Linked DNA regions of Homo sapiens: region 1 is linked to region 2. Evidence: chromatin contacts called from ENCODE Hi-C or POLR2A ChIA-PET data. All regions are on one chromosome and are shown on one strand. The core of a region is the stretch at or near the end of the contact, and the rest is flanking DNA. Distances in the headings are between cores, read along the strand shown. Region 1 overlaps COL16A1 (collagen type XVI alpha 1 chain). Region 2 overlaps HCRTR1 (hypocretin receptor 1).

The links. Hi-C counts contacts between places; a loop is a spot of excess contacts on that map. ChIA-PET counts read pairs that join two places held with the same protein, here RNA polymerase II (POLR2A). Pooled maps may share reads with other maps.
Region 1: a pooled map shows a loop between it and region 2 (5-fold over the local background). The contact joins two enhancer-like sites. A Hi-C loop is called at or near these places in 1 of 168 maps with a recorded cell type or tissue (posterior cingulate gyrus) and 1 of 50 pooled maps. POLR2A ChIA-PET finds 5 or more read pairs at or near these places in 3 of 52 experiments (GM10248, H1 and MCF 10A).

The regions. Positions count from the first base shown.
Region 1 is chr1:31,664,940-31,667,639 of GRCh38, reverse strand. COL16A1 (collagen type XVI alpha 1 chain) reads left to right here. Exons shown (of 71, transcript NM_001856.4): 52 at 12-65; 53 at 1,559-1,603; 54 at 1,705-1,758; 55 at 2,022-2,057; 56 at 2,406-2,468. Among named protein-coding and RNA genes, the nearest start is that of PEF1, 21 kb to the right of the region's middle. RefSeq lists enhancers at 1-220, 761-1,299, 1,300-1,839. Within about 2 kb of position 1,264, at least 8 of the 41 ENCODE cell types and tissues checked have a DNase peak (open chromatin) inside an H3K27ac peak, as active enhancers do.
Region 2 is chr1:31,626,777-31,629,476 of GRCh38, reverse strand. It overlaps HCRTR1 (hypocretin receptor 1), which reads right to left. Exons shown (of 9, transcript NM_001525.3): 9 at 1,864-2,687. The coding sequence ends at 2,497. Among named protein-coding and RNA genes, the nearest start is that of HCRTR1, 10 kb to the right of the region's middle. Within about 2 kb of position 1,421, at least 21 of the 41 ENCODE cell types and tissues checked have a DNase peak (open chromatin) inside an H3K27ac peak, as active enhancers do.

The DNA.
Region 1 (2,700 bases), core at 15-2,514, 38 kb before region 2:
CCACTTGTCAGGGCATCAAGGGGGAGCGTGGCTACACCGGGTCAGCGGGAGAGAAAGGAGAGCCGGTGAGTCCCAGCGGCGTGGGGCTGGATGCAGGGCTGCACGTGGAGCCACACAGTCTCGGGCTGGAGACTTGGCAGCAGCCTGTGAAGGGGAGGATCGTGACCCCTGCTGCCCCCCTGCCCCCAAGCCTGCAGCACAGGCTGGGTGCTGTGGAGGTGGAGGCTGTGAGGAGAATCCCCGCAGGGCTGCCAAGGGGAGGGTGCCAGGAGGCAGCCGCAGAAGCACTCCTCCGCCTCCTACAAAGGAGGACCTGGGATTATAGACCCCCAGTGGACCCCAGCTCCCCAGAGCCACCCTCCAGAGCCAAGGCCTGCCAGGCCCCACGTTGAGCACAGGAGTTGGGCTGTGACCAGATGAGGACACTGGGGCCCCCAGAGTGACAAAGCTGAGACTCACCCAGGCTCCTGAAGCTAGTGAGTGAGGTAGTGGTGGAACCTGGGCTTGAACACACATCTATCTGGTGACAAACCTCACAAACCTCAGATCTAGGATCAGCCAAACTGGGACTGCAGCCTTACAGATTCACCAGTTTCAGTGAGGCCCCAGTGGGATTCAGCAAACTCCATCAGGCATTTACTCAGTAATAGATATTTCTCAGGGGCCTGTGGGGTGCCAGGCTCCCCTCTGAGGATGTCTCCATGAACAGAGCGCAGTTGCCCTCTTGCCCTGCCGTGGGGGAGGGAGCTGCCAGATGAATAAACAAGTGCCTAGGAACGATGAGGACTGGGACTCATGGAGGAAATGGGACAGGGGAAGGGGCTGGAGAGGTGTTTGGGCACCATCGAAGCGGAGGGGCAGGAAGGCCTCTCTGAGCAGGTGGCATATGAGCTGAGAGCTGACTAGCAGGAGGGAGGGATCCCTGTGGCTGTCTGTACTGGGGAATTCCAGAGGGAGAGGCTGGGTGGGGCACTGCAGGAACAGCTTCCAGCCATCAGATGATTTGGCAAGGGTTCAGGGGACCTAGGAAGGGGGGAAGGGGGCATTCTAGGTAGAAGAGAAAGCTGTGCTAAGGGTGCAAAGGCCTGGGGGTGTGAGGGTATAGAGTGTGTCAGAGAACAGCAGTCTGACTGAGCAAGGCGGAAGATGAGAAGGAGAGAGGGAGGAGAAGTGGGAAGGGGTGGCTGGTGCCAGATCACAGGCTGCCTCAAAGACCAGCGTTGGTGGAAAGTGTGCGCCCCACTCAGAGGCAGAGGGAGCCGCATAAGGTGTTTGAGCAAGAGAGTGACATAATCAGAGCTATGCTGGAGGAGAAGAGGGCAGCCATTTGCTGGCTGGCTTGCAGTGAGCCAGGAGGTGGCAGGACGAGTTAGGAGGCTGGTTCAGTAGCTCGGGCAAGAGCAGGGAAGCCTGAGCAGATCAGGCAGAGGGGGCCTGCCAGCCCAGGGGCCTCCCAGCACATGCCACCTCTGTTCTGGGCAGTCCCCTGTCACATCCCCCTACCTCATCCTTCACCTCCCCAGGAGGAGTGACTGATTCTGTTCCTTTGTATCCTTAGGGCCCCCCAGGATCTGAAGGCCTCCCAGGCCCCCCAGGCCCAGCGGTGAGTGAAGGAGGGCATGGGGAGATGTGGTCCTGGTCTTGTCCTGGGGTCTGAGGGCAGGAAGATTAGGTTTCGGCTGCATTGTTCTCTGTGGGTGACAGGGTCCCAGAGGAGAGCGAGGACCCCAAGGTAACTCCGGTGAGAAGGGCGACCAGGTGAGTGACGACTGGGACCTGGCTGCAGGGAGGCAGGGAAGGAGCTGGGTCCCTGGTGATCACCAGCTCTAGTCTCCCCACCCTACCTGTCCTTGGGTTGTGACCTACCTCATGCCCAGAGCCTCACCTGCCAGCCATGGTGGGCAGAGGGGAGGGCAAAGCCCATGGGTTTGAGGGTGCCCCCCCCGTCACTCTTTCCACCTGGGCAGCCAGGCAGGAGAGAGGGGGTGGCACAGCACACTGCCCCTTGCTTCTCACCCTAGGGATTTCAAGGCCAGCCAGGCTTTCCGGGCCCACCGGTGAGTGAAGAAGACACAAAGCCAGCTCTGTCTGATGTGGTCTCATCGGGAGGGGCAGGCCTGACCAGGCCAGGCTGGGGTAGGATGGTCCTGGGGAGAAGAGGGGAGAGGCAGGGGAGAACGGCCTGGGTGGCCAGGCCTGATTCCAGGAACCAGGACCTGGAGAGCCCAGCCTCTTGTGTGGGCCCCAGCCCAGCAGGCCAGGCAGACGTAATGCTCCCAAGTGGTGCTTCTAGGAAGTCAAAATGAATTGCATTAACAACAGTGCATCATGCACAGGAAGAATAAAGAAGGGGAGCTCCCCCTCCAGCCCCACTTTCATTCCTGCCTGCCCCTTTGTTGATACAGGGTCCCCCTGGATTCCCAGGCAAAGTTGGATCACCTGGCCCACCTGGCCCTCAAGCAGAGAAGGTGAGCAGGACCCTGGGTTGGCAAAGTCACAGATCTGAGCCATGCAGCTCCCATGCCCCTGTCCCACCCCTAGCATCAGGCTTTCAGGAAATTCCAAGACTGACCCAGTTGCACTGAGGCTGGGAAAAGAGGCCTCCAGGATGGGCCCAGTGACTACTGGAGGCCGACAGGGCTTGCAGTGGACCAGTGGGCTCCTCGGGATGTCTGCTTGGCCCAGGATGCCTGCGGCCTC
Region 2 (2,700 bases), core at 172-2,671:
TCTGTACTTGCAAGTCAGATCTTTAGATCAGCATAATACCCAGTCTACACCGAGTGTCTCTAATGAGCTGACCACATTTCAATCAAAAGCCAAAGACACCAGACATTCTAGTTTGCCAGGGGGCTTTATTCTGGGTAATGGTGATTATCTTTTGGCTTTTTGAGATAAAGAGCTCTGAGGCCCTGTGCAGGGCTCTCCTCCCTGCAGTGGGTAGTTGGAAGTAACTATGACTGTTTTGCAGGTCAGTGAGGCCCAGCAGTGTGTCGGGCTTAGCCAGGTCAGTTGCATTCTCCTCTGGGCTGCTGTAGTGCTAGAATCCCCGCATTAGATGGAATCCAGTTCCCAGAGGCCAGCCCCCATCCAGAGCTAAAATTCCGTTCATAGTCCCCATGTGAGTCTGGCCTCTGCTTCGCCAAAGGCAAAGAACTCAGTGCCTTTCAAGGCAGCCCATTTCCTCCATGACTGGCAGAAACATCTTCCTTATGTGGATTCTAAATCCTGCCATCTTGAAGACACCACCATTTGCTGTGGTTTTCTCTGTGGGCCACCCAGGACATACATCACCCTTTATGCATGCCAACCCTCTATATAGTGGAGCCTACCCTATATACCACATTTTCCCCAAGTCCTCTCTTCCCTGGGCCAGATAGCCCTGGGCTCTTGAGCAGTCCCTCGCTGAGCATCTCTGCCCTTGGCATCCTGGTCACCTCCCCTGAATTTTCTTCAGTTTATCTGAGTCCCCCAGAGTGGAGGGCTGAGGCCCCCCATGGTGCTGGGTTCAGCCAGCAGAGCGTGCAGCCATTAGGAGCAGCGCCTGTTGTTTCTTTGTTCCCACTGAACCAAGTGTCTGCTGAAACCCGATGGTGCCAATTGTAGTCTCTCACCTTTGTGCTCAGCTGAGGCTGAGGAGCCCAAGACCTGGATTGATCTTGTAAGCACGGTTGGTTCTGAGCTTGGGGGCCAGCCCTCATACCTCATTCTGCACACTCACCTCCAAGCCTACCTATGCACTGTGCCAACCGCTTTGGATCCTAAGGCCAGTGGGAGTGTGGAATGGGCAGGAGAGCCCATCCTCCTGGCAGCAGCTAGAGCTCTGCCCCGTCCACAGAGAGCTGGGCTGGTAAGTCGTGTGGAGAGCAGGTGGCATACTTAGACCACACATTCCACCTGCTCTGGGTAAAGCGGGGTGCTTAGGAGGAGCAGTGCTTCAACACTCCTGGGCTGGGCCCCTGGCAGCACCAGGGCTCTGCCCACGTTCTTGACGGTTGAGGTCAGAGGGAGCCCACAGCTCTATTAATCAAGTTAAGCAGACCTGGTGGTATGCATAGCAGAGCTGGCCCCTGCCAGATGTCCCTGTTCCTCTCAGCAGAGTAGCACTTCAGGCTGCACTCCACGTCCTTCTCTGGCAACAAGGCTCAGGGCCTTTGGCAGCCTTAAAATCTCGGTGGCAGACGGAGCATGTCTGGCCAAGTCTGTGGCTTTCTCTTTTTATCCTGTGAGTTCATAGAAAATAGGCGCAAGCCTTGGTTTCCAAGAAGATGAAGATAACAGTAAATCAGCCTGTTAACCCGCTATCTGCCCACCCGGCCCCCCTTACCTTCCCCAGGCCACTGGGCCTGTGAGCAGACAGTTGTGTCGAGGGGTGAGGTCCCGGCGTCACAGGATTGGCACCGCATGAGGAGGCAGCACCACGTGTGCCGAGGCCTGGCTGAGTCCATCTGGGATCCCGTGTGGTGGGGGTGGGAGGTCAGCAGATAAGAGCATTCTAGTGCCTTCTTGTCTTCCCTCCCCCCAGCTTCCCCACCTTCTTCTGCTCCTAACCTAAGCAGCACAGATTTTGTGCAATGACAAGGAAAGGGAACATTCAGTGCCAGGCTTTTAATTACAGTTGCTTCGGGCTGCTGGCCTCTCTGCCAAGTGGCCATGGAGAGTGTTTTATCACACCACAAAGCCAACAAGGTCGGGTCTGTGGTGTGTGCCCTTGGCACCTGGTTAGGGTGGGGCTGTGCTCGTGGCCCGCTGGAGAAAGGCTGGGCCCAGATTAGTTCACACAGGCATCAGAACAGCTGGCCAAGTGCAGCCCTGGGCTTCAGGGAGCCATGGAACAAGATGGAAATGCCTGTTGGGACCTTTAGAGCAGACTCCAGGGAAGGCCTGTAATTGGGTAGGAAAGGGGTCTTTAGGAGGATGACCAAGCTCTGGAAGGAGGATGGGGACAGATTATACTGTGGGGTATGGCCAAATGAGAGAAGTACAACAATAATCATGTCCACAACACTTCACAGTTTACAAGGAGCTTTCCACTTGCTTCAGCATGCTTAATCCTCACATCAACCCTGCTTAGGGGACACAAGCTCAGACAGAGGAAGTGACTTATCCAGAGTCACACAGGCAGAAACCCAGGACTGAAGCCACAGCCTTTCACCACATCCAGCTGTCTTTCCATGAGGGGTAGGGGCAGATCCCCCGAGCCGGAGCCTCCAGGGCAGCCCTCGCTCAGGGCAGCACTGTGGTGACGCTGGTGAGCACCACATGCTCAGAGATTTTGGAGATGGAGCATCGGCTCTGCAAGGACAAGGACTTGTGGCTGGCAGAGGAGCGGGGACTAGGGGCCTTCAGAGAGCCGCAGGGACCCAGGCCAGGCAGGCAGCAGGAGAAGGCAGCCTTAAACTGCTCCCGGAATTTGCCTTGGTTGGGAGA